Linked DNA regions of Mus musculus: region 1 is linked to region 2. The links are chromatin loops, found by intact Hi-C in ENCODE. Cell type or tissue: left cerebral cortex. All regions are shown on one strand. Links, peaks and the distances in the headings refer to the core of each region. The heading gives the core; the rest is flanking DNA.

Region 1 (16,388 bases), core at 4,146-12,145, 200 kb after region 2:
ATCCTTATTTAGTGGAAATATTTTGTTTAATATTGTTGAACATTATTTCCAAACAGATGAAATATTGTTGTTAAAAAGGTAGCCTTATATTCTCATTTAAAAAAGAATAGAATAATTATAGCAATCTCAGCTTCACATACATGAAATAAAAATAAATATATGAAATAAAATAAATACTATATATATGAAATAAAGGCTCTCAAACAGTAAAATGGGTTATTGAGAGTTTATGAAATTTTCTTCCCTTAAGGTTTTGGTATATAAAAGAACTGGCCATCTGGCTTGGAAATGTTAGGCACAGAAGATTGTGTGACAAAGCTTCTGTTTAATTTTATGAAAGAGTTTGAAAGAGCTGAAATGTCATAGAGACAGTCACCACTGCACAGAGAAAGAGAAAAATGTGAGAAGGTTTCCAGAAACTCACTCCCACCCTAGGGTGACTGTGACACATTTGGTGACATAGTTTGTTGATAGATCCCTGAGGAGACTTTCTTGGACACTCTTTGTGCAAAGCTCAGAGGCTCATCCCTCTGACACGAAGATCAAAAGGCTCAGTCCTCCCTACAGGAACTCCCTGGCCTAGCTGGAGCGAAGAGACAAGCAAGTAAAACAAATATGAGCAGCACAACACAAGCTCATAAGAGATTCACAGACAGAAGGCTCGTGAAGAGAGTGCTCGGGGAAGGAAAACAAGACAACTTAGTTCTGGCAAATGACTAAGTTTGGCATGATGGGCAATGGGACTGAATGAGGAATAGAGGGGGCCCTACAGGGCAGAGGAATTCTGCCCTTTGAGATACACTTGATGGGCAGGCAAGGTAGTACAGATACATACTGTAACCATGGATCAAATTTAATCCTAAAACTCAGTTGGTGGAAATATGGAAAAATGACACAAGGGGACTAGGCACAATTCAGGGAAGTGACTGGGAAAGGTGGCAAAAGCATCTTGGCCCTTTGAGTCAAACTCAGTAATGGGTACTTAGGAGAGTAGAGGAGATTCAGAGGGCATAGAGGTAGACTGGCTGACTCGAATTTAGGGAGAATTGAAGGAGGGAATCTGGGAGTCTCTTTGATGAGATACAAGTGGCTTAAATGCTTGAACAAGTAAGAGGAGTACAATTATGAACCTATAGGCTGAGTTTGGAGGTTATCAGTCTGTCCATATTTTGATTTGCAGTAGTTTTAACTTCATGAAGTTTGTGGTAGACAGAAGACAGGACATTTTACTCAAATGTAAGCCATGAACCATTGGTGGTACTCAGTGTAAATACTTCTCCCAGTACTGACACTGTTGGAATCCTGGGAACTCCCTCTCTTGTGAATTTTCTTGATTATTGTAATATACTTCCAGATTGGTGAAACATTTTTATCTTCTGCTAATTTTCCTTCTTAAGGTAAAAGAAAAAAAGATTCAGGTTCAATTTCAAGGCTTTTAGCTGATACTAAATATATGAATATATGAAGAAGTAATATGTCTTTCTTTCTTATGCTTTGTTCTCAGTAGTATCAGTTTTCCATGAATAATAATAATGAATAAATAATGTTTTATTTATATATCAAAAGATTACTAAGTTGAAGGAGAAATTAAGAAGAACCAATGAAGGACTCAGATATGAAAACTTATAAAGCAGTTTCTATCAGCACCTGAGATATCTTCATCAGAAATATAAGATTATTATGTGGGAATCACCATCTCTGACCTCAAGCTGTACTACAGAGCAACAGTGATAAAAACCACATGGTATTGATACAGAGACAGGCAGGTAGATCAATGGAATAGTATTGAAGACCCAGGAATGAACCCATACACCTATGGTCACTTGATCTTTTACAAAGGGGCTAAAACTATCCAGTAGAAAAAAGAAAGCATCTTCAAGAAATGATGCTGGTCTAACTGGCCATCTGAATGTAGAAGAATTAAAATAGATCCAAATTTACCACCTTGTACAAAGCTCAAGTCCAAGTGGATCAAGGACCTCAACATAAAACCAGATACACTGTCTCTAATAGAAAAGAAAGTGGGAAGAGACACATTGCTACAGGGGAATTTCCTGAACAGAACACAATGGCTCAGGCTCTAAGATCAACAATTGATAAATGGGACTTCATTAAACTGAAAAGCTTCTGTAAGGCAAAGAACACTGTTAATAGGACAAATCAGCAACCTAGAGATAGGGAAAAAAACCTTTTCTAGCCCTACATCCTATAGAGAGCTAATATACAAAATATATAAAGAACTCAAGAAGTTAACCTCCCCTGAAAAATCAAATAACACAATTAAAAAATGGAGCACAGAGCTAAACAGAGAGTTCTCAGCAGAGGAACCTCAAATGATGAAGAGACAATTAAAGAAATGTTCACCATCTCTAGTGATCAGAGAAATGCAAATCAACCCACCTCACACCAGTCAGAATGGCTAAGATGAAAAACTCAGGTGACAGCAGATGCTGGCAAGGATGTGGAGAAAGAGGAACACTCCTACATGGCTGGTGGGATTGCAAGCTCGTAAAACAACTTTGGAAAACAATTTTGTGGTCCCTCAGAAAATTGAAATAGTTCTACCTGAAGACCCAGACATATGACTCCTGGGCATATACCCAAAAGGTGTTCTACCATACCACAAGGACATGTGTTCCACTATGTTCACAGCAGCCTTGTAATAGCCAGAAGCTGGAAACAACATAAATGTCTCTCAGACGAAGAATGGATACAGAAAATGTGGTTTTATTTACACAATGGAAAGTTATTCAGTATTAAGAACAAGGACATTATAAATTTTGCAGGCAAATGGATGAAAGTAGAAAATAGCCTGAGTGTGGTAACCCAGACCTAAAAAGACATGTATGGCATGTATTCACTGATAAGTGGATATTAGCCAAATGTTACAGAATATTGAAGATACAACCCACAGACCATAAGAAGCTTAACAAACAGGAGTGCTTCAATCCCACTTAGAAGGGTGTATAAAATAATTATCGGAGGTAGAGGAAGGGAGAGAGGGACCTGGGTTTGAGAGTGGAAGGGGAAAAGAAAGAGGGGCAGGATCAGGTAGGTATAGGGGTTGGAAAGAAGCCCAGAGGACCAAGAGAATGAATGGAAGTACTCAACTTCTAGGGGTGGGTGGTGGGGAGAGGACCCTCTAGAAAGTCCCAGAGACCTGAGAGGTGAGAGCCTCTCAGGACTCAATGGGGGTGACCTTTGCCAAAACATCCAACAGTGGGAAGAGGGAATTCTGAGGAGTCCACCTCTAGCAGTTAGCTAGGGCCCCAAGTGGAGGAATGAGTTACCAACCCACAGTCAAAACTTCTGACCCAGAATTGTTCCAGTCTAAAAGAACTGTAGGGACAAAAATGGAGAAAAGTCTGAAGGAAAGGTTGTCCAATGACTGGCCCAACTTGGGATCCATCTCATGAGGAGGCATCAAGGCCTGATACTATTACTGAGGACTATTAGCAGAGGACTGCCTGGTCTGGCCTCAGTGGGAGAAGATGTGCCTAGGCCTTGAGAGACTGAGGCCCCAGGGAAGGAGGATGGAGGGGAAGCACCATCTCAGAAGCAAGGGGGAGGGGGAATGGGATGAGGAACTGTTGGGGGCAAGTAATGGCTGGAATGTAAATAAATAAAATTAATTATAATAAAAATAGGAATATACAATTAAAAATAGCCATAGAGAGAGGGGTGGTGGTAGCACACATTTTTAATCCCAGTATATGAGGGGCAGCAGCAGGAGAATCTCTGAGTTTGAGGCCAACCTAGTTAGTCTACAGAGCAAGATCCAGGACAACCAGGAATGTTACACAGAGAAACCCTGTCCTGAACAACAACAACAACAATGACAATGACAACAACAACAACATCATCAACAACAGGCATGGTGATGCCTGTCTGTAAGCTCATCATTTGCAAGGCTGAGTCAGGAGGATTGCTATGAGTTGAAGTTCAACCAGGGTTCATGTTCACGTTCACAATAATTGGCATTCGCCATTTTATTTGGAGTGCAGGAAGTCATCGTAACTGGTAGTTTGTTAATGAGGCTGTCTCAGAGAGAGCTCCTTCTCACTCCATAGAACGGGTTTAGAGCGTCTTTTCATCATTTGAAATTTCCTGCAAATATCTTTATCCTCTGGAAAGAGAAACAATAGTTGTTTGTGTCTTCTGATTCTCTTGAAAGTTTGCTTTTTTGATTCTTAAGGATCATTGACCAAAAGAGACAAAGAACCAAGTGGAGAAGAGAGTTACAGAGCACGGCCACTGAGGCGTGGAAAAGCAGTGGAGGAGGTTGGTCAGGATGGTGCCATTTCTGCTTGAAAGGAAGAGATTGGATCTCAGAGCCTGTGACAGAAGCCCCGATGGTTAGCTTTCTTAAACTTCATTAAGAAGTCCAAGGAGACAAGGTTTCATCGGGGTGGTGAGAGTCTAAGCCAGACAGTGGGGGGGGGGGGGGAAGAAATTAATAACAAGATAGTGGCACAGTGTGAATTAGTTCCTTGTGTTCAAAGCTGGCTGACAAAGAGAAGGCTGGCTAGGATTGTAGCTGAAGGGTTTAGCATCAAGTGAAGCTTCTCTGCTTGTCTGAGCCGTTTAAGCATGGGAAAGATCCCAGTAATACACGTACACGATGGGATCACTAGTAAAGAAGAGACTAAAGTTTAGAGGGGCTTGAAGCCTCCGCCAAGATTATTGTGGGACTTGGAGGAGAGAGAGAGAGAGAGAGAGAGAGAGAGAGAGAGAGAGAGAGAGAGAGAGAGAGAGAGAGAGAGAGAGAGAAAAGAGCCTTAGAGGAAAGAAAACAGCTTAGCACATGAACTGACAGGGGCAGGAAATGGTGAGGGAGATGCCTGCCTGAGGCTGCTCAGTCCCCTCAGTCAGAACAGTTGAATCCTGCGAGGGTGAAGGAGACACGGGAAAAGGAGCTACTTTATAAACCAACTAAATCTCTAATGAGCCCACAAGCTGCTGGCCAGTTGCTAAGTGGCACTGGAGAGCGCCAAGCAAGGGTAAGAAAAACCTTGATGAGAGACTTATGGAGGAAGGATGTAGGGAGTGGAGACTTTACGGAGTCCTCATCACAGTAATTTTACAAATGACCTAGGCAGCCGAACATAGAGTGTGCTGGGCAAAGCACAGGTCCATGTCTGAAGGTTGCTAGACAGTGCCTTTCTCAATGTTCCTAGCTAGACATGGTAGCTCTTTTTTCTTACAAATGTCTGGAATATCACCCCTACAGCCTGCTAAAGGAATCTGCTTTGCTGTTGTCCTTTTCATTATTATTTTCTTTAAAGTCGGTTGTTCCTTCTGTTGTAGTTTAATTTAGGCAATAACCACTCCCATTTTAAAACCAAACCTCTACGGCTCCCCCTCTCCCCCCAGCTACCTTTAATCTACCTTTTGAAAACTCCTCAAAGACTTGCGCTATATATAGTATTCATTTTTTCACCACCACATCTTTTCTTTCCTCTTATTATTTTAAATGACATGTTTCAGAATTATGCATAAAATTTTATTTAGGGTTTTGAATAGGTAACTCTGTGCCTATAATTCAAAGGCATTAAGTGTTGCTCAGGGGCAGAACGGTTGCCTAGCAAGTGCAAGTTCCTGTGTTCACATACCAAAACTGAAAAGAATGCAAAACTGAACAAAATAAAAGTCTCTGAGTATCCTGGAGGGTTAGGTGCATCCTTTCCCACTGAGGTCAGACAAGAAAGTCTATGTGCCAGGGAGGGGGTAGGGATGTGTGGGTCGGTGCTCTGTCCAGCCAATATATGCTGTTTGATTGGTGGCTTAGTCTCTGCGAGCTCCCAGGAGTCCTGATTAGTTGACACTGTTGGTCTATCCTAAGGGGTTGCCATTTCTTTCAGGGCCTTAGTACTTCTTCCAAGTCTTCTATAAGGGTCCCCGACCTTCATTTAATGTTGTATCTACATCTGTTTCAGTCAGCTGCTGTGTAGAGCCTCTCAGAGGACAATTAAGATAGGCTACCCCTGGAGTGGCCCTACAGAGGTAAAGGGGATGGGGGATGGGAGATGGGGTGGAGGGACTTTGTGAGGGGGCAGACCTGGAGGGAGGGCAGCATTTGGGATGTAAATGAGTAAATAAATGAACAAGAGAATAGAAGATGGAATAAGACTAGAAATTCAGTGTGACAGAAACCACTCAAACACTTGGGAACTGGAAAACACCCATGGGCTACTGAAATTGAGGGAGGGAATTTTTTTTAAATTATAGAATAAATGAACCTCACTAGAATATCTGTGATACAGAAAAAAAATACCCAAAACAAAGCAAACAAAACAAAAGCCAGCCCTGTTTCCCTGATCCTCAGTTTCCATTATGTTCCCCCACCAACACCCCCCCCCCCCACCCCGGTCTTTCCTACAAGGAGCCAAACCATTGCTGGCTGCTGATTTGTTGGCAAGGTGTCAGGTATAACCTTATTTTTCTGTGTTAGTCATAATGCACAAAGTCTGATTGTTTTTCTTCATGTTGAATATATTTGGAAAATCTTTTTATCCTTTTTTAGTCCATAGAAAGTTGCCTTAATAATTTTAATGCTGGATAGTTTTTCACTGAATAGATATTAATAATTTATTAAGCTTTTTTTAAAATTGAGAAGCATTTATGTTTTTGCAATTGTTTGCTCAACTCTGAAAAAAATATTAATTTACGTAAATATAACTTCATGACAAAGAAAAATCCCTGAAATCAGAACCAGTAGGCTTACAACTTTTGTTCAATGTTATGAATCAATATTTAATCATTCATCATCATTATAATTTTGACTGAAATGACTCACATGAACATTGCTGGAAGTGCTATAACTGGAAGGGGGAGGGAGAGAGGTGGAGATATTATAAACATGGTACTCATATATGAGATTTTCAAAAAAGTAAACAAAGTGAAGGGTACCAGAGTGTGAGAATTTTTTTCAAATCTAGGCTACCTGTGTACCCTAGCTTGATCTCAAGCTCTCAATGGGTTAGGCTTGATCTCAAAACCACCCTGTCTCAGCTGAGATACAATTTGAATCCTGAATGTCCCCCAAGACACATCTATTCCTTGAGGGCTACTGGGAGATAGCACAATCTTGAGAATGTGGGCAGAGAAGAAATTAGGTCAGTGGTGATATGCCCTTCCTTGAATGGGATATTGGCTCCCAATCTCTTTTCATGTCTGCTTCCACATTACCACAAGGGCTCCTGCTGTGTTTTATAAAAAGATAAGAAAGGAATGAATATGCTTGGTGGAGGCACAGTATGGTGTGGGGGACGGGGTGTCTTTGCAGCCTGTACTAAGGCATCCCTTCCCCCATGAGGTATCAGCCACTCGATGGTATAGTATAGAATACAATTTATTCAGGGCATGGGCAGAGGAGTTTGAGAGAAAGGCAGAGGTGGGGAGGGGAATGGGGAGAGAGAGGGAGCAGGAGCAAGAAGAGAGAGCAAGAGCAAGAGAGTGAGGAGGGGGCAAGCATCCCCTTTTATAGTGAGTCAGACACACCTGACTGTTGCCAGGCAACTGTGGGGCAGAGCCTAGACTAAATGCCAACAGCTCCCACCCTCCGTGATGGATGCACTGTGTTATCATAGACCCAAAGCAACAGGGTTCAGCTAACAGGGACTGAAACCTCTGAAAATTGGTTTATCCTCAGTTATTTTTTTTAATTTAATTTTATTTTAATTAGGTATTTTCTTCATTTACATTTCCAATGCTATCCCAAAAGTCCCCCATACTCCCCCCCCCACTCCCCTACCCACCCACTCCCACTTCTTGGCCTTGGTGTTCCCCTGTACTGTATCCTCAGTTATTTTGATACAGTCATGGAAAGTTGACTAACCTGAGGGTCATTTAAATTCTCCAATAATTCTTTGTCCTCACATCACTCAACCCTTCTGCAGCCCTGGACATAGCTAGTAAGAACTTTCTTCCTTCTTAATGTATTTTTTATCTTTTGATGTCTCTGATTGCTACTCCCTAGTTTTCTTACCTTGGTCCTACAGTCTTCAATGTTCTGGACTGTTCTAGACTGTTTGATGATCTGAGTATGTTTTCTTGTTTTCCCACTTGTTTTCCATGCCATTTATGTATGCGTGATTCACATTTTTATCTCAAACTATAACTTTTCCTCTGAACTCTGTCCCAACTACCCCGTGAAGCTTGTGTCAAGATGTCCATGAAGCCCGTGGAACTGCTTTGTCCCTGCCAGTCTCTCATGTTGCTCAGCAGCTACTGTATTCTCCAGAGGCTGAACGCACACACCTTGGCAGGAACTCTGATTCCTCTCCTTCTGTCACCAACTGTACCAGTCTGTCAATTCTTGCTTCTTTTATCTCTGAATACATCTAAACTCCACTGCTTCTCACACTTTCAGGGGTTACCCCTGGCTAAAGACTATGTTAAGCAACGTTGACAACCTCCTTGTGGATTCTAACTCCCCGCGGATGAGCTGTGTGTCACACTAAGGGTATCCTGGTAAAACACTTCCTGCCGAAAAACAAAACAAAACAAAACAACAAAACAACAACAACAACAACAAAAACCCTTTCTTGCTTCCCACATACACAGAAACAAAGGGAAATCCCATACTGTGGGTTAAAAGGCCACAAATCATAGCTGAGAGAAGATAAGACCCTGAAGGAACTGGGAGGTTGTCAGATCCAAACAGTCTCAACTCTCAAATACTCAGGCGTACGCATTGATGTCATATTGGCCATCTTATGTGCCTCCCTTGGCTCTGAAACATTTCTTGTTATAATTTCCAGTGGCTGTATCATTTCTGTTTTAGCACAGGGGCCAAGGTTCTATGTGGGTCTGTGTTGGATGACAACAGATATCTCCATAGCGATCACATGACCTGGTAGCAATCATTGTGTCACTTTTTTTTTCTGCTCAAAAAGCATCGCTCCCTCTTATGAAATTGACAGTGAAGAAGAGAATCCTGCCATCGATTTAAAAATATTATGTTCAGTGACTCGAAGGATGGATGGCTCAGCAGTTAAAAGCACTAGTTGCTCTTCCAGAGGACTTAAGGTTCAATTCCTAACACCTAGGTGGCAGCTCACCACCATCTGTCAATCTAGTCCCAGGGAATCTGACCCTCTCTTCTGCCTTCTGTGAGTACCACAAGCCCATCGAGAACAGAGATCCATGCACATAAAATAGATGTAAAAAAAAATGTGTCTGCTATGTTTTATGTTGTTTGTTTTGTAATAATATCCTAGAGAGTGTCCTTCAGACATCCTTGAAATTGTTTCAGTGACAGCTAACCATTTCAGAAGAGACCACTTTCGCTAGAAGAGAACTTTCAACATCTGTACTTTCCATGAAGATGTTTTAATGTTGGGAAGCCTCTGGAAAAAACCACACGTGCCAAATTTCTTGTGAAAACAAGGCATTTCCTTACAGAGAGATGAGCTGTTGTGATCACTTCTGTGGTAGCATTTATAAGAACAACCTATCTAAGAACTCCTAAAAAACAAGTTGAGTGTTTTTATTTATCTTAAAGAATAAAAAGAGCCTATTCAGCGCTCTGCGTGGAGTCCCCCTGAGGAAGCAAGGGGCAAACCCTGCATTGTTCCTTACATCTTCACCCTAATAAACAAAGCCCTTGGTGGTCTGTCAGAGTGGAACAGCTTCTGTGGTGCATATAGCCATTAGCTCTGCAGTAAGCCTAAGTGGATGAAGCTTGAACATATGACACATTAACTAAGGAGTAAGTGGGAAATTTTACTAAAATTTCTTTGATAAAAATGGGAAACTAAGTTATATGGTACTTCTGGAAACTCATGACTAATACCAGGCAGGTATGGACAGCCTTTGTCCAGAAACATCTTAGTTCTTTGAAGAACACCCTACACAAAGATGAAAAGACCACCTTTGAGCGAGCTCAGCAAGCAACAGTTTTCCTTATGGAACTGACCCTGAGCAGGTAGGTTTGAGTAAGATGGGCAAAGGCAAGGACTACTTCATCTTATGAGAAAGCTGGGAGTAGCGATATTAGCACTTGCCCTTAAATTTACAGACTGGGGAGAAGGGGGTCATTGAAAGCCATAGAGAAGGGCTGCTTCTTCAGTCTCCCTCAGCTGTGTGGGATTGTCGTTCCCTCAATGGAAGACAGCCAAGTTCCTTCCGTCTGTCTCCCCATAAACAGACATTTAGGGCAAATCAAATGTGAATATCACCATATTGCTGATCATCAACTCTAGGCTCACAGATGTATATGTAAACGGGATAGAAATATAATTCATTTGAAAACATTTGGGGGTGGGTGGGTCTGGGCACTAGCACCTTTAAAATGCAGGTGAATGACAATGACTTAGGTTCTCCAGAAAAACTTGAGGGCTGGGCAGGCTACCTGTTTATTCCTTCTTCAATTACCACCCTTCATCTCATCATCATCCTGTATTAATCACTGACATCCTCAGGAACCACTTAGCTATAGGAGAAAACAAGTCTTTACCTCAGTGTTTTCTTCAGATGCATGCCAGGACATTTCAGTCATGTTCCTACCCAGTGGCCAAACCAAATTCTACACCGAAGGCAGCCCAACTGCCAACCTCTGGGCATATGCTTGCTTCTCTCCTTTCTTTCATTCCTCACTCTTGGCATGCAGCTAAGGGTCTTTCAGCCCCTTTTGGATACAAGCACCAGGAACAAGAGGATGGCCCCTCATTCTGCCATCCCTTCCTTTTCTTTGCCTATTGGTCCCTGTAAACAAGAAGAGACCAACAAATCTTTCCTAGGCAAGTTCCTGTAGCAGCTAGGGACTTTGTGGAGCTAGGTGAGGGTCTGCTTGGAGCTTTACCTCATCTGTCCCGACCCACGGGAAGTAAAGTTGGAAAACTACCAACGCTTTTTTGTCTACACCTCCCCAAACTCCTACACAGATCTTATCATTTTCTGTTTGATCCATCTCCAGATATGACCAAGTGATGGATTCGATGACACTCCTGACCTCTAGTTGGGTTTCTGCACATCCTAGCTTCTACCCTTGGCAAGCTCACTGGATACCTGCATCCTCACTAGGATGTTGGCGTCACGGTCTGGAACCCACACCTCTCCCCAGAGTCTGGGACCAGGTCCCTTCATGCACTGAAGACCACCTGCTCCACCCAGGATCCTGCCTTTCCCTCAAAGTTAGCCCTCGGGAAGCGAGCTTCAGTTTTTGCGGTTCCATCAAAGTAGCAGGGGGGAAGGAATTGTCATCCCCAACCCCTACACCTCCGCCTCCGGGCCGGACCATCCCGTGCCTCCCGCCGCCCGCCGCGCGCTTTCCGGTGCCCAGGGCAGCCTCGCGTACTCACCAGAGCGAAGCTAAGGGGCTCTGGTCCCTAGCCCGCCGCGGTCGTTCTCTGGCGACAACAGCGCGTCCCGGCTGCTCTTGGGTGGCGAGCTGAATGCGCGCTGCAGCTTGGGGCGCAGCTCTAGGGCGGGTTCCAGACGCCAGTCCACTCGAGGGCCGACGCCCCGGGGATCACCTCAGCACCTCGCTCTTCTAGCTTCTTCCACTTTTCCTCCTCCTCCCAGTGTCTTCTTTCGTCCCCTCCCTCCCCTTGGACTGATGCTTGGAGAAGGGAGGGGGAGGGAAAAAGTCCCGTCCTTTTAACTCCACTGATACCTTGGAGATTATCTGTTCGGGAAATCTGGAAATGATGCGAAGCACCTTTCTGCAAATAGCTTAAAGAAAACGATCTTGTTTCCCTTAACTTTTCATCCTTGGACGGACTCCTTCCTTCATTTGCGTCTTAAAACCTCTAAGGATGGGTGGAAATAAAGCGAGGGTCAGATGACGGGTACAAAGGCATTTTAGGCAACAATTTTGGAGAGTGCCTTAGTAGGTGGCCCCGAGATCTGTTTACTCACAATTTCACAAAGTAGGCATTTCTTGAAAAAAAAAATGGAGTTGAGGGCAAAGGAAGCGGGGGTAGGGTGGGGTGGGGGGTGGTAAGGTACTGAATCAAGGTTGATTTAGTTTCTTTTTGGTGGTTCATGCCAGAGACATCTTGGAATAAAACTCCCTCCATTGCTTTCCCAGGATGTGACCTTGAAAGGGTATTTGACCTTTGCTGTTTTGCTATTATTTATCTCCCCTCCTCCTCCTTCTTCCTTCTTTCTTTCCAGATTTGTATTTCATAGCTCTTTACAGGGGTTTCATCACCCTGCCAGGAACTGCCAAAATCTATCTTGACCTTGGAATGTGGCTGTTTCCTGGAAGGTAGACATTTTGCAAAATTTAAGCAGGTCTCCACTGGGAGCCAATAAGGGACAGACTTTCTTGGGCAGAGCTATACCCACTGTCCAATGGTGGACCCAACCACGATAGAGTTGTACCCAAGGACTGACTGTAGATTTATCTTTCTGGGAAAACCCTATCACAGAGATATACTTTCTGCTCTTCTCTCCCATGCCCGCGCTTCCTATGATCCAAAGTGAATTTTTAGAAATCTGCCTTATAAACCAAGCCTGTGTTTTCCAGCTCATGTTCCTTCTGTTGGTGATGCCAACTTTGTTCCCTGGCATCATATATTTAAATGAGATGCTGTCTATAGGCATAAGGCCTGGCACTCTGTACTTGGTAAATGTTAGCTGAATCGTGGCGATTTCAGATCAGTGTTAGCATTTACCTCCCATTTTCATTCCTTTCCATATTTCCTAACACTCACTTCCCTGTTTCAAATTGCATAGCTCTAGCCCCATCCCTTATAAATATATGTCAATATAAATATATGGCTACTTATTTAGGAAATACAGCGGAAGTTGAGATTTATGACACTCGGTGTAGAGTGAAGTCATTTTCCTTGCTATTGTATTGACCATCTCGGTTTTACCTCCAGCATATTGTACAACAAATCTTCTTAGTGACAGCCATAAAGTGCAAGGTTATACCACCTCAACAAGCAGATTGAGAATGTCTTGACCTGCTACTGTTTCTGCAGTGACATTGCCCTCAAGAGATACAAAGATATTCTGAAAATGTACAGGTCCAATAGGTTTTCATCTTCAGTTTAAGAAGGTAATAGGAACCAGCTTGAAATGTGGAAAACTGCAGACCTCAAGTTTGTGCATATTTTCAGATGACAGATGTGGACTCCTGCAATTGGAATCAGCAATTCGAGAACAAGCCTACTGGAACAGACTGCATTAAGTGAATCTATAGGAAAGACCACACCCGTAATGCAAAAGACATCTAAGTTTTCAGATGCCTCGCTGCTGGCCGCTGCTGCTACTGCAAGAAATGAATTTGCTTGGGTTCTGTGATGAAAACGCACCTTGCACACTGCAGTAGGACCTTGCGCCCTAGAGGGATCCCATTGTTATTCAGTGCACAGATACTTAAGCTAGCAGTGAGGACAGCATCCTAGCCCTCAGCAAGTTTTCTCTGGGTGAATGGAAGATGATGTAGAAGGAGTACCTTAGATTGCTTCAAAAGATACTGAATAACACTGGAGAGGCCTGGGTCTCCATGAGAATCTCATCAGAATCAGGTCTGAAGTTCAAGAGTGGTTCAAGGACTACAAACAAGTTCTTTTTATAAGTTCTCTTCTTTCCTTTTTTTAATAGATGCTTTTATTAGTGTATATTAATTCTATAAAATATGCATTTTATTATATGTTTCATACATGCCTTTAAAATGCTCTGATTGTGTGCATGTCCACCATTACCTTCTACCTTGTCTGTCCTGCCCTCTCACGAAGCCCCTTTCTTTTCCAAGTCATGTCCTTTCTACATTCCATCTGTCTAATTTACAGAGCAAATACGTGATGTTGGTCTTTCTGAGTCTTCTTTGTTTCATGTAACATGATGACCTTCCTGCCACCACCTCTGGAAGCAAGTTTTTTTTGAAGGTTGATGTAAGAAGTCAAAGACTAACAAGGTATCTCAGTGGCAGAATGCAAGGACCTAGATTCTGTATCTACCTCTAGAAGAAAACAAGAACCAAAGTCCCACAAGTACAACTTGCAGGGTATGCAGATTCATGTCCACAAGCCTAGCACTCGGGAGTTGATGGTAAATGGTAGATAAGTTTGAAGCAAACCTAAGCGACCCAGTAAGACTGTTGTATCAAACTCCTACAGAAATTTTCACTAGTCATTTATTTTTAATCTTGAACATGCGTAGCAAGGGTCATATATCTTTTTGAGCAACACGCTACTTTTTGATCTTTGCCAGAGGGAGAGTTTTAACCAAGGTCAAATGCACTATTTCGGTAATATTGATCTCAATTTAAAGCTAAGTTTAAGCTCTGTCATTCCTTTCAATTAAGCTGACTGCAACCGTGAGATAATTGTAAAACCCTGCACAATTAGCACAGACAGGGCAGGTATGAGTGATGGAACCTTTTCAGAAATGGGTAATATCTTCCTGAGTTGTATGTGCCTAAGTGCAGAAAAATTCACCTGACTTCTGCCTCTCCTAAGTTAAAATAAATGGACTAATTCCGCAATATCACAAGATCGATTTCTGGAAGTTTATTGTAAATGCCATTTTCTGTTTTGGGAAAAGCAGAGTGAAATGAAAACTCATCATGAACATAAAAGCAATCGATAAAAATATCTTCCCCAACTTTATGACAAAAACAGTTTGTATGATGGTTTTATGCCATTAAATCCATTGGGTGGTTACTTTCTTCTTCTCCTTCTCCTTCTCCTTCTCCTTCTCCTTCTCCTTCTCCTTCTCCTTCTCCTTCTCCTTCTCCTTCTCCTTCTCCTTCTCCTTCCTTCTCCTTCTCCTTCTCCTCCTTCTCCTTTTCTCCTTCTCCTTCTCCTTCTCCTTCTCCTTCTCCTTCTCCTTCTCCTTCTCCTTCTCCTTCTCCTTCTCCTTCTTCTTCTCCTCCTTCTTCTTCTTTTTGTAGAAGAAAGCTGTCTCAATTATGGTTTTACTGCTGTGAAGAGACACCATGATCAACAGGACTCTTTTTATTTGTTTGTTTGTTTAGTTTTAGTTTTTTGTTTGTGTTTTGTTTTGTTTTGTTTTGTTTTGAGATAGGGTTTCTCTGTGTAGCCCTGGTTGTCCTGGAACTCACTTTGTAGAACAGGCTGGCCTCGAACTCAGAAATTTGCCTGCCTCTGCCTCTCGAGTGCTGGGATTAAAGGTGTGCGCCACCACGCCCTGTTATCAACAGAACTCTTACAAAGGAAAACATTTAATTGGAGCTGGCTTACAGTTTCAGAGGTTCAGTCCATTATCATCATGGCGGGAAGAATAGCAGAGTGCAGGCACACATTATGCTGGTGGAGCCAAGAGTTCTACATCTTGATCTGAAGGCAACCAGGAGGACTCTGTCCTCCTCAGGCAGCCAGAAGGAGGCTTTCTTCCATATTGTGGGGAGCCAAAGCATAAGAGGAGGAGACCTCAAAGCCTCACCCCCATGGTTACGTACTTCCTCCAATGAGGCCACACTTCCCAATAGTGCCATTCCCCATGGGCCAAGCATTCATACACATGAATATGTGAGTCACACCTATTCAAACCATGGCAAAGTAAAAGACAAACCTGTGAGACTTCGGAACACAGCTAAATAAACAATTCTATAATATAGGGAAGACTAGATTGGACATAATCCTTACAGTAAGATGTTCTCAGATATTAAAAAAAAATCCAAGGCTGCTCCTCAGAGTATTATGTGTAAACAACTTACCCAAAACTTCAGATTCACGAGCTGGCTTGGCTCTCAGTATAAATCCCTACAATGCCCATGGCAGATAAAATCATGCCTTCTACTAGACATAAACAATGTGATGCAATGGAAAGACGATGGGGATGATGCTCTCATATCCCACAGTGGTCAGTAAAGCCATGGGAGCTCACTTCTGATTCTAAGCAGACCAGTAGAGAACAAAGCCAACAGAGGCATCAGCTCAGTTTCCTACCTGTTGTCACAGATCTATCTCAACTTTCTTCTACAACCATTTTTTATTATTTACATGTTATTAGTTCTTTGAGAATTTCATACAATGTATTTTGATCATAGTTATTTCACTCTTTCCTAGTGTACACTGGTCATCCCTACCCACCCAACCTTTGTGTCATTCTTGCTCATTAAGACTAGTTTGTGGTGCTCAAATATTCTTGGATGTGTAATTTTCCACTGGAGCACAGTTGATTTGCCAGCAGCTACATTCTTAGAACAGTTGCTGTTTCTCCTAGTAGCTAACGATTACAAATAGGTAGGATTCCATGCTCAAATCCCATCTTCATGTTGGGATTTGGTCTGGCTTGGGCTTGCACCGATTTTGTTCATATTGTCAAAACCACTGTGAGTCCACATGTGAAGCTGTGTTGCTTTGTCCAGAAGATCTCCTTTCCTTATAGGCATCTACCACCCCTTGCTTTTAAACCTTTACTGCTTTCTCTTCTGCAATGATCTCTGAGTGATGGACAGAAGAATT
Region 2 (16,388 bases), core at 3,113-11,112:
GTATGCTACCTATTTGGAACAATTCTTTCGATAACTTTACTCAACACGTTCATTTCACACACTACTTTTTTTGAAAATTTATTTATTTGTTTTATGTATATGAGTACACTGTCGCTATCTTCAGACACACCAGAAGAGGGCATCATATTCTTTTTTTTCTTTTTCTTTTTTTTATTAGGTATTTTCCTCATTTATATTTCCAATGCTATCCCAAAAGTCCCCCCTCCCCTCCCCCCCACCCCCCTACCCACCCACTCCCACTTTTTGGCCCTGGCGTTCCCCTGTACTGGGGCATATAAAGTTTGCAAGTCCAATGGGCCTCTCTAGCTAGAGTCAAGAGCTCCAGGGTACTGTTTAGTTCATAATGTTGTTCCACCTATAGGGTTGCAGATCCCTTTAGCTCCTTGGGCACTTCTCTAGCTTCTCCATTGGGGGCCCTGTTATCCATCCAATAGCTGACTGTGAGCATCCACTTATGTGTTTGCTAGGCCCCGGCGTAGTCTCACAAGAGACAGCTATATCAGGGTCCTTTCAGCAAAATCTTGCTAGTGTATGCAATGGTGTCAGCGTTTGGAGGCTGATTATGGGATGGATCCCTGGATATGGCAGTCTCTAGATGGTCCATCTTTTTGTCTCAGCTCCAAACTTTGTCTCTGTAACTCCTTCCATGGGTGTTTTGTTCCCAGTTCTAAGAAGGGGCAACGTGTCCACACTTTGGTCTTCGTTCTTCTTGAGTTTCATGTGTTTTGCAAAATGTAACTTATATCTTGGGTATTCTAAGTTTCTGGGCTAATATCCACTTATCAGTGAGTACATATCATTTGAGTTCTTTTGTGATTGGGTTAGAGGGCATCATATTCTGTTACAGATGGTTGTGAACCCCCATGTGGTTGCTGGGAACTGAACTCAGGTCCTTTGGAAGAGCAGTCAGTGCTCTTACCTGCTGAGCCATCTCTCCAGCCTTGATAAACTAGTTTTAAGCTCTAAAATCTTCAGATAGCTCTTTTCAGTATTCATGCCTCTGCTGATGCTTTAAAATGTATGGAATACAGTTACATTTTGAAAAGGGATCTTTCTTATTAATTCGAACATGTTTGCTCTTTAATGTTTTTGGCTGAGTAGATGGCTTTTCCGTATTGTGCTACACTTTCTGCTTCGTTGGATGCCCAATCATTTGTGTTGGTCTGTTTTACTTTGCTGGGTGTTGGCTACTTCTATAATCCTATAAACATTTTCTGAACTTGGTTCTGAGTTTTATGTTTCTTGAAAAAGAGTTTGGTTCTTATGTTTTTGAATTTAAGCTTTTAGAGGATTTCACAGCAGCTCAGTGCTTTGGCGAGTGTTGCGTTATCCCTATGGTTGAAATAAGACCTGGTTTGTAGTGCTCCTGGTTTTTATTGTGTTACAGGTTTTCTAGCAGGCCTTCTGGAGACAACACTATTTCTGTTTTTTTGTGAGTGTAGGTGGGGGCACTGCTGGCTCTGTAATAGAAACCCCAAAGAGATGATGTTGGAGCAAGTGGCAGAATTACAGTGAATATTTCAGTTAGTGTGGGCAGGACACGGTGCTCTTAGGACAGGACTGTTGAAGACAAAGACAAGTCTCTGGAAACAGAGTCGCAGAACTGGGCTTCATATAGTTAAATTTATTACATTTTTTCATCTAGAAAGCCATGAAGAGCTTTTCTACATTCAGTGGGGTCTAGTGGATGAAATCACACACACACACACACACACACACACACACACACACACACACACACACACAAACACACACACACCCACACACAGGATATGTCATCTATCTAGTCATCTATCTACCTTTCTATCTTTGCCCCCCCCCCTCTCTCATACATATATGTTTTCCAAGACAGCTTCTTTGTGTTTTTCAAGACAGCTTCTTTGTGTAACAGCCCCAGTTTTCCTGGAACTTACTATATAGACTAGACTGGCCTTGAGCTCACAGAGATCTGCTTGCCTCTGTCTCCCCCAACCAGTGCTGAGATTAAAAGTGTGTGCCACTATCACCTGGTTGAGGCTATATATTTCCGGTTAATTGTTTTTTTTTTTTTTTTTTTTTTTTTTGTGAAGGGACAAGGAGTGGTAGGAGCCCCTCTGGACTCTTAGTTAACAATTAATGCTGTGCCATGCTAAACTAAGGGATTTGCAAAGCACCTGTATAGAGGTATAGAGTTGCTGCTGAACTATAACTCCCTTCCCAGAGCCACTGCCACTCCTTTTTGATTCTGTTGGTTGTAGGGTGTGTGTGAGAGAGTGGGGGGGGGGGCAGGGAATGAAGGGAGGGGAAGGGGAAGAGGGAGGAGGGAAGGGGAAGAGAGAGGAAGGAGAGGGGATGTGGAGAAGGGAGGGGCAGGGGGAGGGGAGGGGAAGAAAAGACCGAGATGGAGATTGAGATGGAGAAGACTGAGACACAGAGAGATCAAGCAAGATCTTTCTGTTTGTTCTTTTAAAGGTTGAGCAACTTTTTCAGGGAGACATCACACAGGGCTTCAAAGCATCCTGTCCCTGGTGGAAATTTTCACACGTACTTGGTGAAAACTTTTCATTGTTAGTCTTACCCGCTCTCCCTTGTTTTTACTTCATAGCTCACTTCCATTTCAATCTTGTCTTGCTTTCTAGATTTTCACCATTTAAAAAAAATGTCTGTAATCTCTGCTTTTTAAGTAAAAATCATGCCCGTTATATATACTACCTGAGGGTGTTTCTCTTAAGGGAAAGCCCTAGGATATGCCTTGTTCACTGACCCAAACACCAAAGTGAACTGTCCATGGTGTTTACCCACAGTTCTGTATTACTTTTTGGGTAAAACTGTGGCCATTTCATGCCCAAATTCAAGCCTTCCATTGCTAATTAACCTGGGGGAGAGGAAGAGATGCAGCACTTGCTAGCCAGAATTCTCACAGAATAGAGAATATAAGCCATGGAAGGCATTTTTGTTTTTGTTTTTAAAATTAGATTATTTTCTTTATTTACATTTAAAATGTTATCCCCTTTCCTGGTTTCCTCTCTGAGCCACACCCCTATTCCATCCCCCTCCCCCTGCTCACCAACCTACTCACTCCTGCTTCCCTGCCCTGGCAGTTCCCTACACTGGGGCATGGAGCCTTCTCAGGAACAGGCTTTCTAGTTCTCCATTCACACTGCAACCAACCCAATCCGGGAAACCTTCCCCAGAAGCAGCGTGTTTAGTCACACACTCTGCTACACCATTTGCCCTTGCCTGTCCCGTTTCTTCCTAATGCTTTGTGCTATGAAAAGTGAGTATAAAGGTCCTTTGGTGAATAAAGACAGCTTGGTGGTTATCTTCAGAAAACCACCTTGTGTTTGAATCGCACCTACCTGCTTCTCGTCCTGTACCACGGTTTATACTTGACAGTGTGACTGGCATCCACGCCACAATTCCTCAGATGAGAGGATCTGGCCAGCAGTTGCTCAAAGATTAATAAAGCAAGCTTGTCATGTCAAGAAGAATAACTGACAACGTTTGTTGCCGATACCAAATTCTAGTCTTTTGCAATAGAGGGGCCAGGAGCCCTGCATGGGACTTGATTTTTAAGACTTTTCTAAAGTAAATTTTCTATAAGGCTATCTGGTCAGGGGCTGGAAGGTCAGGGCCTCTCCTGAGGGACTCTTCCTAAAGGGCATCAATGATCTTTTATGATTCTCTCTACTTCCTTTAACGTGGGATTTTAGTATTAAGAACTAGACTTTGAATGTTTGATTTAGCAATTTTATTATTTTACCAGCAAGGGGCAGCAAATAACAGTGCTTGCTTGCAGAATTAAAGTATTACTTTAATACTTAAATACTTCTTTCCCCGTTTCCCCTTCTCTATCCTCCTCCCTCTGTCCTTCCCCTCCCCCACTTTTTCTTCCTCCTTTTTTTTTCTTCTTCATTTCCTCAATGTGCCAATGTGCCTCTGATTTTCCTGCTGTTTTCTGTTTGGCTTTCCTGTTCCTTCTAGTGATGTTAAAGTGATGAGAAAGACAACAATGTTCAAGGGAGGAAAAGACTATATGGAAACACTTTTTAAAATGCCCCACTCTGTGGGGCATGAAAAGAGATTTGAGTTGACAAATGATGACTTAGAAATTCTAAGTTGAGTCTTAGTGGGTGCCACATAGCATCATTAAAATCAGCTAGAGTCTTGTAACAGTCAAGAATAGTTGACAAATGCACTTGGCCCCCAAACTGCATTTCTTTTAAAACATGGATTTCCCATTTGAGGGTTAGCTGTCTAACTGTTTTTTTTTTTTCCCCCCTGAGACAGGGTTTCTCTGTTTAGCCCTGGCTGTCCTGGAACTCACTTTGTAGACCAGGCTGGTCTCGAACTCAGAAATCTGCCTGCCTCTGCCTCCCAAGTGCTGGGATTAAAGGCATGTGCCACCACCGCCCAGCTTTCATTTTGTTTCATGTTGATGAGTATGTATAGACCGCCCACTGGAAGCGGGCACTACTACAATGCCAGACCAGTGTGAACCAAAATCAGTACAACACTGTTTGGTTTATAGTGGGAAGCGCACACAAAGAACAACACGGTGTGTTAAAGAAAAGGAGGCGTTACGGCCCTGAGACTGAGCAGAGAGTAAGTTCATAAGCAGAAGAGTAGGTGAGGTCCAGCTCTGGCAAGATGTCACTGGAAAGTTCTGAGTCTTTCCCTGTGTTTTATTTTTTGTTTGTTTGTTTTTTGGTTTTGTTTTTTGTTTTCTTTTTCTTTTTTCTTGGGGCAAGTGATACTGTGGGAAATGTAACTGTAAGGGTTGGATAATCGCTGAAGGAAGGCCTCCAAACTCAGAGTGTTTATTCTGTAGAAACAACCAGCACGCGGGGGTCAACTACTCTTTGAAATGGTGACCCCAGACAAAGGCATGCAGTCTGTCTTGTCTTGTCTTTTCCCTTTTCCCGTTCCCTTTCCCTTTTCCTTTCCCCTTTCCCCTTTCCTTTCCCCCTTCCCTTTCCCTTTCCCTTTCCCTTTCCCTTTCCCTTTCCCTTTCCCTTTCTTTCTTTCTTTCTTTCTTTCTTTCTTTCTTAAGATTTCTTTATTTATGTTATGTATACACTGTTGTTCTCTTCATGTATACCAGGAGAGGGCATCGCATCCCATCACAGATGGTTGTGAGCCACCATGTGGTTGTTGGGGATTGAACTCAGGACCTCTGGAAGAGCAGTCAGTACTCTTAACTACTAAGCCATCACTCCAGACCCATGCAGGCCTTCTTATAGGGAGCCGAGGGAACTCTCTAGAAGGATTAAGTAATCTAAAATGTCATTGGTGGGTGCTAGGGATCACAGGTGGCCAGTGCTCTGCATTCCTATGTCATGAACTTTAACCATAGGATGAGATAGGGCTCCTCACTGCAGATGGTCCATTCTGAGATAAGGTGTTTCCCCGTTTTTGTGGTTTTCTCCAGGCTGTTCTTTGGGAGGGGGTTTTATGATCTTGTTTTGGATTTTATGGTGTGTCCCTGGGGCTGGTGTCTTATGGTCTAGTTTCTGGAACGTATGGTCTGTTCCTGGAGTTGGTGCCTTTTTTCAAAATCAGGCCTGGTCCTTCAATGGAGATAGAAAGGATCCGTAAGTGGAGACAAATAGGGTTTACGTTGTCCTTATGTACTTTTCTTGTATCTGGGTGACATTTTTATTTCTGTCTGAAGGCATAAGCTATTATTATTTTTGTTTTAGAGAAATTTTGTTCTAGGTTTTCTGATTGCCACACATTTAAGATCTACTTTCCCTAAAAATTTTCCTTCTAGGTTTGGGAAAAGGCTCTTTATTTTATTTTATTTTATTTTATTTTTTTCATTATTTGACCTGCTTCAGTATAGGGGTACTCTTTGAAAGGTAGCTCACTTCATATGGTGCCCAGAGATTCTCTTCTCATTCAGACATCAGGCTCAAGGCGTAGTTGTAACCAGGTTGTGACCTGGTGTAGTGACTTTTCCTTGTGTCTTGAATGGCTCTTCCAGGGCAACCACTGTGTGTGCCCTTTACCCGCCTCAATCTGGCTCCTGCTCAGACCTCTGTGCCCTTTCATGCTGTTGTAGGCCAGAAGACTCACTGGGGCTGCGTCAGATTTTGTTTCCTTTAACACATCACACAGCTGTATTTCAGCCTTCACATTCTTCCTTAAATAAAAAATTCTGTATAATACAAGATTTTTAGGTGCTCAGGGTCTCAGAAAAAAAAGAGGCTCAGAAACTCCATTTTCACGCTCTGCAATCCCTTCAGGAGTTTTCCATCCACACTTCAATCTTGACTGCCCAATTGTTGAAGAATGTGAAGGAGACAAATATTCCTTTGCATTTCTTCTGTGTTATTCCTGCATCGCGATTTTTTTTTTAAACTTGAAAAGACAATGTTTGCATCAATGTTTGCATTTATTCTGGGGAAATTCTCTTGGCAGAAGGCTGGCCAGCAAATGAAAATGGAATGAGGTGGTGATGAAGAGGAGAATTAGATTGCATAGGTATCAAATGGTTATTTGAAAATTACAGCCAGGGCTGGAAAGGATGGCTCAGCAGTTTAGAGCACTGACTGCTCTCCCAGAGGTTCTGAGTTCAATTCCCAGCAAGCACATGTTGGCTCACAACCATCTGTCATGGAATCCAATGCCCTCTTCTGGTGTGTCTGAAGATAGCAAAAATGTACTTACATAAACAAATAAATAAATCTTTAAAAAGATCACAACCTAATCAAATTTTAACTTCTATCCCCACTACATCATTAACTTCCTTCTATTTCTAAACTACTAAAAGGAGGGAGGTCTTCATTTCTTTTTTTTTTTTTTTTTTTTTTAAAGATTTTATTTATTTACTTATTATATGTAAGTACACTGTAGCTGTCTTCAGACACTCCAGAAGAGGGCGTCAGATCTCTTTACGGATGGTTGTGAGCCACCATGTGGTTGCTGGGATTTGAACTTCCGACCTTCGGAAGAGCAGTCGGGTGCTCTTACCCACTGAGCCATCTCACCAGCCCGAGGTCTTCATTTCTTAATCACCGAACAGCCAGTGTTTCTGAGTCACAGGACATCAATGTAGCAGAAAAAGAGAATTTGCAGTTTTGTGAATATTTTTGCTTCAAGTTCATAAATACACATCTGGATTTTAACAGTATCTCCTGCCACAGGATAAGGGCTCCTGTCAGCAATTTGCCACACATTCAAAGGTGTCTCCATAGTATTACAATAGAAACATTCTTATTTACGAGTAAACAGACTGTATTCTTGTTATTCTTTTTCTGTGTTTAGACATGTTTAGACGTCAGCTTATCACTGTGTCACAGTTGCCTATATATAGTTCTCACACTGTGCATGTTTTGTAGTTTAAAAGCAGTAGGTTGTACCACATGGCCTGTGTATACAGTAGGATATACCACTGTATGTTGTATGTTGTGTATGTTGGTGCATTCTGATAGCTTTGTGACGAAATTGTTCCTATCTTACCTAGAATATTTCCTCTCTGTTAAACAAACAGTGAATGTCTTCATAAGGAGGAATGTTTTCCTGAATTTCACTGTGAGATTTAGATTCGTCTATAGAGGGCGGCAAACAGCAGCTTAATTCCCCACTCAGTGCCTAAACCTTAAAGTATTAATGTTCCCATTATCTTAAATCAACAAGAAAGATTTCCTTAACTTAATGAAGGCTTTTTTTGTTTGTTTGTTTCTTCTTGGTATGATTGCTTTTTGTTACAGATAAAAATAAGTGTGAGACCAACAGGGAAAATAAAGTTGCTAAACTTATGTTTGTAGCTTCTTTCCCCTGAAATTTCTAGAGCTTTCTTCCAGAGAAATAGAGCTTGCTGTCTCTGCTGAGTACGAGACAATCTGGTTCCCCTCATGGACTGTCACATTAGTTCAACACTCACAATTATATTCTTCTCCCCCCTCCCCGAGGAAACAATTACTCAGCTTTCCAAGTTCCTACTTCTGTTCTCTTCCTCCAATTGTGATCTTTAAACAATAGCTGCGGTTTCCATGGTTACTTTATCATCCACAAATAGAGCAACTGAGTCACAATTACCTAAAATCAAGCTGCCTGTGAAAAAGAGTAATTTCTGTCATAGGATGGTTCACTTTGTTTCCCTGGTTTTGATTTTGAGAGTCAGGTTCTGGTTGTGAGACCCAGGGTGGCCTTGAACTCACTATGCAGCCCAGGTTAGCCTTGACCCACCTCAGGCTCCCAGGGCTTGGATTAAGGCATGTGCCACCACACTTGGAGGCAGGATGATATTTCTTTATCACCTCATAAGAATGTAAAAAAAAAGTCATGATTTAGAATACTCACATTTGTGCACTCTTAGATTATGTCCTTCCTTTCAGAAAGAAACCTCTACCTGTAAGCAATCCAGTTCACTCTTGCTCACACATACTACTCAATCCATATCAGCTTTCTCTCTATATGAATGCTTTTCTTTACACAGATTTCTTTTAAAAATTAAATTATGCAACATATAAGCATGGGTGATAGATTTTTTCCATATTTGACTGTCTTATAACATTCATTCATGTGAAGGCATTTATCATTTTCTTTTTATTAATTTAATTTTTAGGCAGTGCACAGTTTCATCTATGCACTCAATGTATTCTGATTGCTTTTCCTTCTGTTTCTTTGTATTTCTCTTACACCCTTATTAACCTCTGCTTGTCCCTACTTGTCCCTTTCCCAGTCATGGCTGCTGATTTTGTTGTGTGGCCCATTTAATTAAATCATCTGCTATCTGCTAACCTCTTGAGTAGAACTATCTGTTGGAGCCCAGTGGGGTCACCAATGGGTACATCACTAAAGCAATGACTCCTCGTTTTCCTGAATCTATTCATATAACACAGTTGAGCAATGATGGAGAAACCCCTAAGTCTGTGCGGAGGCTCTGCCTGGCTGTTGATGGCCCATTTTTGTGTAGATCCAGTGTAGCAAGATGGTATTTTTTTTTTAAAGCAAATTTTCTTTAAGCAAAGGTTGTGCATTAGATAATTAATCTTGATTGTCAGCTTGACTACATCTGGACTCAACTAAAACCCAAAAGCCTATTGGTCAATGGGCGCCAGGGGAATAAAGGGAGTAGAAGAAAACCCGAGGTCCTCCAGAGTTCTGCTGCTCTGGGCGGGCAGACATGGAAGACTGCCCCGCACTTTCCACTTGGCCCTGGGTATGTGTGTGGGTGTCTGGCTGTGTAAAGCCACTGAACCCCAGCTAGGTGGGTGGTGGACAAGGGGCAATCCTAGGTACCAGGTCCTCAGTCTCGGGCATCCCAGACACCACTGGACACCTCGGAAGAGCTGAGAACAAATGGGGAGCCCGAGGGGCGGCTAAATCAAAGGGAGAAGAGCGCAGGGGGAGAGGGGTGTGCTGGATAGTTCCCACGTGGGTGAGAGTCCTTGGTCAGGTCTGTTACTGGAACACAGGAAGGCCTTCCAGTGGGAGGTTAGACACGGCTCATTAGGGGAAAGCCTATCCCATCGTTCAAGCATGATGTGCCTTGATGAGCAGAGACAGTCTATGGTTTTAGAGCTTTATTGTAGAAAGGCAGGGAGAAAGAGAGAAGGTAGATAGAGAGACTCCAGCCGTGGTCATGTGGAGAGAAGGGGGAAGGGAAAGAGAGAAGGAGGGCTAGAGAAGAGAGTAAAAATGATGAGAGCTTAAAGAGAGCAAGGAGCGGCCAAGCAGCTCCTTTTATAGTGGGCTGGCTATCCTGCTGTTTCCAGGTAACTGTGGGGAGGAGCATACCTGGCTATAGTCAGGTGGTAGCTGTGGGGGTGGAGTCTAGCCAGAATGCCAGGAGTTTGGGGCATTGTCTGTGTGACTTATAGTCACAGAATTATGGAGTTGGGGGCTCTGTGGTTTCAGGCACCTGTCTCTGGGAATGTGGCTCGGTGTTCTGTCCCTTGTAGAGTTTTCTACTGAGTGGCTGGAGCAAGCCTCATTCAACCAAAATAGGCTGCCTATCATGGCCCCACAAAAGCCTGTGCGGGTTTTTTTCTGGATTGGGTCATTTGCAGTGGGAAGACCTACTCTAAGTCCTGGCCACACATTTGGGGGGCAGCCTATGTAAAAGGACTCAGAAGAAGGAAGCAGTTGTTTTTTGCCTGCTTGACCCTACTCTTACTGGCAAGTTCATTTACTATGCTGCGGAGGAATTCATTCTATACTCTTAGAGCCTACTTCTTTGGTATTTCCACATACACTGAAGACCAGGTGAGACATCCAGCCTCATGGACTGAATAGCTATTGGACTCTTGGACTTTCTATCAGGAGACAACCATTATTGGACTACATGAACCACAGCATATAAGCTGTTCCAGTAAGTCTACTTTTAATGTACTTAGCTTCATGCTATTTCAGGTTTCTTTAGAGAACCCTGACTAACACAGTGCAATAATACAACATTCCCCAATACTGAAACAAATGATTGATAATTATAAAAACGTACAAAGAGAGAAAGGAGGAAACATAGCTGCAAAACAAAGTTCACAAAGTAGTACCATCAATGAGAATAAATGACATCAAATAAGCAGCAAATGATATCTTCACACTGGATTATACTTCCCTGCCCCAACCTACACTTTTCCTTTTTCTTCCCCTCCCCTCCCCTTTCTTCCCGTCCCCTCCCCTTTCTTCCCCTCCCCTTACTTCCCGTCCCCTCCCCTTTCTTCCCCTCCCCTCCCCTTTCCTCCCCTCCCCTCCCCTTTCCTCCCCTCCCCTTTCCTCCCCTTCCTTCCCTTCTTCCCTCCTTCCCTTACCCTTCCTTCCTTCCCTCCTTCCTTTTTCCTCCCTCCCTCCCTTCCTTCCTTCCTCTCCTTCCTCTCCTTCCTCTCCTTCCTTCCTTCCTTCCTTCCTTCCTTCCTTCCTTCCTTCCTTCCTTCCTTCCTTCCTTCTTTTTTCTTTTTGTAGAAGGTACTCATTCTTGTCATCTGGTTTAGAATCTTGTAAATTGTGGAGTAAAGTGTCCAGAGCGAAACAGAACAAGACATATAGAAGTACAAGAGCAACTGCACCTTTGAATTCCTCAGAAGCACAAAGCAGATGTATAAGTTTTGATGGAACTTTACAATGCCGCATTGCCGATCAATCTAATCTTATGAGAGCATCTCAGAAGTCAGGGGCAAGGTCTCCAGCTAAGCTAACACTCCACTACTGCAGGACTTCATTCAGCACCTGAAGGAAAGATCTGCCAGCTATAAATAAGATAGGAAGGAAGTTAATACAAATTTAGCTTTACCATATTGGGAAATACTACCTGTACTGGCTGGTTTTGTGTGTCAACTTCACACAAGCTGGAGTTATCACAGAGAAAGGAGTTTCCCTTGAGGAAATGCCTCTATGAGCTCCAGCTGTAAGACATTTTCTTAATTAGTGATCAAAGATGGGAGGGCCCATTGTGGGTGGTGCCATCCCTGGGCTGATATTTTTGGGTTCTATAAGAAAGCAAGTTGAGCTCTCTGCTCCTCCCTGTTCCAGAGACAGCTGCATCTTCTTGTGCAGTGCCAGCCTCATCCCGTAGACAAAATGGTGAAGGTCAGTGTGAACAGATTTGGCCGTATTGGGCGCCTAGTAATCAGGGCTGCCATCTGTTCTCCACTTGGCAAAGTGGAGATAGTTGCCATCAATGACCTTTCATTGACCTCAACTACATGGTCTACATGTTCCAGTATGACTCCACCCACGGCAAATTCAACGGCACAGTCAAGGCTGAGAATGGGAAGCTTGTCATCAACGGGAAGCCTATTACCATCTTCCAGGAGTGAGATCCTGCTAACATCAAATGGGGCTGAGGCCGGTGCTGAGTATGTCGTGGAGTCTACTGGTGTCTTCACCACCATGGAGAAGGCCGGGGCCCACTTGAAGGGTGGAGCCAAAAGGGTCATCATCTCCGCCCCTTCTGCCGATGCCCCCATGTTTGTATTGGGTGTGAACCACGAGAAATATGACAACTCACTCAAGATTGTCAGAAATGCATCCTGCACCACCAACTCCTTAGCCCCCCTGGCAAGGTCATCCATGACAACTTTGGCATTATGGAAGGGCTCATGACCACGGTCTGTGCCATCACTGCCACTCAGAAGACTGTGGATGGCCCCTCTGGAAAGCTGTGGTGTGATAGCTGTGGGGCTGCCTAGAACATCATTGCTGTATCCACTGGTGCTGCCAAGGCTGTGGGCAAAGTCATCCCAGAGCTGAACGGGAAGCTCACTGGCATGGCCTTCCGTGTTCCTATCCCCAGTGTATCAGTTGTGGATCTAAATGCCTCCTGGAGAAACCTGCCAAGTATGATGACATCAAGAAGATGGTGAAGCAGGCATCTGAGGGCCAACTGAAGGGCATCCTGGGCTACACTGAGGACCAGGTTGTCTCCTATGACTTTAAATGTAACTCCCAGTCTTCCACCTTTGATGCTGGGTCTGGCATTGTTCTCAATGACAACTGTGTAAAGCTCATTTCTTGGTACGAAAATGAATAAGGCTACAGCAACAGGGTGGTAGACCTCATAGCTTATATGGTCTCAAGGGAGTAAGAAACCCTGGACCACCCACCCCAGCAAGGACACTGAGAGCAAGAGAGAGGCCCTTGGTTGCTGAGGAGTTTCTATCCTAACTCGGCCCCCAACACTGAGCATCTCCCTCACAATTTTAATCCCAGACCCTCATAATAACAGAAGGGACCTAGGGAGCCCTCCCTACTCTCTTGAATACCATCAATAAAGTTTGATGCACCCACCAAAAAGAAAGAGAGAAAGAGAGAAAGAAAGAGAGAAAGAAAGAAAGAAAGAAAGAAAGAAAGAAAGAAAGAAAGAAAGAAAGGAAGAAAGAAAGCGGAGTGAGCCAGGGAAAGCAAGCATCCCTCCATGGCCTCTGCATCAGCTCCTGCTTCCTAACCTGTTTAGAGTTCCAGTCCTGACTTCCTTTGGTGATGAACAGCAATGTGGAAGTATAAGCTAAATAAACCCTTTCCTCCTAAACTTGCTTCTTGGTCATGGATGTTTTTGTACAGGAATACAAACCCTGACTAAGACACTACCTGATGATAGAAACTTCCCAGGAAAAGTAAATGATGCTATTTATAGAGCTACAGTCAAGCAAAGAAGCAGCAGCAGAGGAAAGAGGGAAGGAGGAAGAAAAGAATGTATGATGGAATAAAGGAAAGAATTAGAAGGAAAAAGGAAGAAATGAAAAAAGAAAGAAGAAAACAGCACGGAGAAAGAATTTTGCAAAGTATTATTCAATGTCTAGAAAGTGAGTCCTTGTGAATTATGTTATGAAATAATATAATAAACTAAAAAAAAAAGCCTAAAAACCAAGATGGTTAAAATGAATTAGAATTAACACGTTAAAAGGATATTTTGGAAATCAGAAAATGATTCGAAGACACAGTGCTGTGTAAATGGTAAGTAAATTGTGATGTCCAAACCAACAAGAGATAAAATATATTATAATAAAACGAGTAAGGCTGGGATGATCATCATGAATGCAGAAGGAAGAGCGAACTTTGGTGATTTTATTTCTGCTGATGGTGTGGGGTAAAACAAGCACTAACCAGATCTGAGTGCTGAAAAAGCCTATGATTCTGAGACAAAGCTTTGCTTTTGTCTTTATTTTCTTTTTGGTTTTGAGATAGGGTCTCACTATGTAGCTCACCGTGTTGTCCTGAAACTCACCATGTAGACCAGGGTGGCTTCCAACTTACAAGGTATCCTCCTGTCTCTGCTTCTCAAGTGCTGGAATAAAAGGCATGCACCACCTTGCATGGCCTGAGTAAAAATTTTAAAATCGTTTCCTCATGACTTCTTAGAACATGTGCAGCATACCAAGAAAGGATCCAGACACTCTAGGGGCTGAGGACTGAAGCCAGGATGTGCTGTTTGAGCACTCTACCAACTGAGCTATATCTCCAGCTGAGGACAATTAAAAAAAAAAAATCCACATTTAAGATCCACTACACTTAAATTACAAATAATTTTAAAAAAAGAAAGAAAAAAGAAAAATGAAAACATTTGTGAAGGTTAGATGGTATTTTTAGAGAAAAAAATTATCCAAATCCCATTTCTTTTTTGTTTGTATGTTTTTGTTTTTGTTTTATTTTGTTTTGTTTTGAGACCTGGCTTATCTGTGTAGCTTTGGCTTTCCTGGATCCTAACTCTCATTTCTTGCTTTGCTGGTGAGAAATACCTTTTTTTCCTTTCCCCAAATAGTTGGAAAAGCACAAGAAACATCCATCCTGTATATCCTATTCCTGAATAAAATTTCTTGGGAGTGGGTTCTATTGGAAAGGTTCTACTTTGATTAACATCTATCCTGGATACTTTCATGTCAACTTAACATAAGCTAAAATGTCATCAGAAAGGAGGGATCCTCTACTAAGGAAAAAATCCCATAGATCTGTCTCATGTAAGCTACGCTCTAGGGCTTTTTTCTTAATTAATGATTAATAAGGGATGCTACCTCATGGTTGGTGGGGCCCACCTGTTAAGAAAGCAAGTTTAGCAAGCCCTGGGAGGAAAAGCCAGTATGCAGCACACATTCATGGCCTCTGCATCAGTTCCTGCTCAGTTTGAGTGCCTGCCCTGACTTCCTTTGATGTTAAACAGTGATAGGGAAAACCTTTCTTCCTCAAGTTGCTTTAGTTATGCTTCTTGACAGCAACAGTAACCCTAAGACAACAGCTGGAAGTTTTTTTTTTTTTTGTTTGTTTGTTTTGTTTTGCTTTGCTTTGTTATTTTGTTTTTTTCCCCTATGAAATGTAAGGATACTTTGAACCTGTAAGCCAGCCCTAATTGAACATCGTCCTTTATAAGAGTTGCCTTGGTCATGGTGTCTCTTCACACCAATGGGAACCCTGACTAAGACATCTGTACAAGTATCCTGGTTTAGTTTTAGTCCCATTACCATCATGGCAGAAAGCACAACGGCATCCAGGAAGACATGGAGGAGCTATTCTAATATTTAAAGCCTTTTCAATTTTATATAGTAATAATGTTTAGTGTGTGCATGGGTATATACAATGTGTGTGTGTGTGTGTGTGTGTATGTGTGTGTGTGTGTGAGTGTGTGTGTGTAATAGGCGACGCAGGACACATGTGGAGCTTGTTGTCTTCTACATTTTGATTGGTTCAGAGATGAAAGTCATATCAGCAGGCCTGCATGTGCATTGATGCCAAAGGTTAGTTCCTTAGCATCTGTTCACCTTGATTTTCAAGATAGAATCTCTCACCAGAACCTGGGGGTTATAGGCTCGACTAGGCTATCTGCTGAGAAGTCCCCAGAGACCCCTCATTTCCACCTCCCCAGCAGGAGAATTAAAAAGGGTGTTACCATGCCCGACTGTTTGCATGAGTACTGAGATTTGAACTCAGGTCCTGAGGGTTCTGCAGCAAGCACTCTGCTGACTGTGTGATATCCCTCCCTCTCTTTAGATTTCACAGTAGAATGCTATAGGATGTTTTGAAATCATTGAATGAAACCCAGCACAAACATTTTTAAAGAATATTATTTATTTCACATTTTTTTTTCTTTTTGGTTTAGGCTAAGCAGCAACAAACTGAGCACGTATTTATTTATCACTGTTTTTAATGGCAGGAGCAAATCAAGCATAGTTTTGTATTTGGGATGGAATGCTGTTACACATTAATGTTAGAGCATTTTATATAATATTATCAATCAGCATTAAAATTATTATCATACTGTCACATTTTTATGTCTTTTAAAATATCAAAGTAGCCACTGCGTATTACTTTCATCAGTGGGAAGATTTTTGACAAAGAAAATGAACTTAAATCTTAACATAAGCTTAATGGCTCATTTAGACCTGTATTTCAGAAATTACTCAATAGAAAATACAGATAAGACAAGTGAATTATTCAACCTGAGCTTTTAGATGTTTTGTGTATGACATACTAATGAGGCTAGGGACATTCCTGCGTTTGCATGCATTTATGACTGTGAGTTTTTAAAAAATATAAGTATAATAAATAGAATAGATATGCTTTAAACCTTTAAACTTAAAAAGCAGATAAAAAGAGAAAAGAAAATAAAGCTTTATACAAAAAGCTACAGTTGAGTTCAGTTTCATATCTCTAAAGATAAGTAAAACTAAAAATACAGTAGATTATTAAATTGTAATCCTTTCCCCACTGTTTTAGGGGCACACAATTAAAACTTGAGTGTGATAGCTAATGGACAGCTAAGGCATTTGTGGAACAAGAAGAAAATGGCTTGTTAACCATTGTTAAACACTCTATTTTCCCCAAGATTGGACATGTGTTTCTGGAGGAGAAGGACAGTTTTTATGTTTGGGCAGCTGCTTATCACTTGGACCATAATCATGTAGTTCAAGGAAGAAACTGTGGACCTGATGTATTTTCTCTGTTATGATGGT

Evidence for each region. A loop is a pair of places that touch in the nucleus more often than their neighbours do. Peaks named below come from ENCODE experiments on the same cell type or tissue, not always from the same donor. Only the 100,000 strongest peaks of a DNase experiment are listed, where the experiment ranks them.
Region 1: it touches region 2 in a loop (2.1-fold over the local background); 2 of 42 quality-filtered maps call a loop at or near these places.

The regions. Positions count from the first base shown.
Region 1 is chr16:65,094,322-65,110,709 of GRCm38, forward strand. Htr1f (5-hydroxytryptamine (serotonin) receptor 1F) reads right to left here and starts at 11,463. Exons shown (of 3, transcript NM_008310.3): 1 at 11,304-11,463. In left cerebral cortex, for the core only: no CTCF peak of the experiment used is centred there; DNase peaks (open chromatin) are centred at 7,342, 10,035, 10,607, 11,034 and 1 more place; H3K4me3 peaks cover 2,536 bases; H3K27ac peaks cover 1,763 bases.
Region 2 is chr16:64,899,747-64,916,134 of GRCm38, forward strand. It overlaps the pseudogene Gm9061. Among named protein-coding and RNA genes, the nearest start is that of Gm33971, 34 kb to the left of the region's middle. In left cerebral cortex, for the core only: CTCF peaks have their summits at 3,777 (motif pointing right) and 7,555; a DNase peak (open chromatin) is centred at 7,549.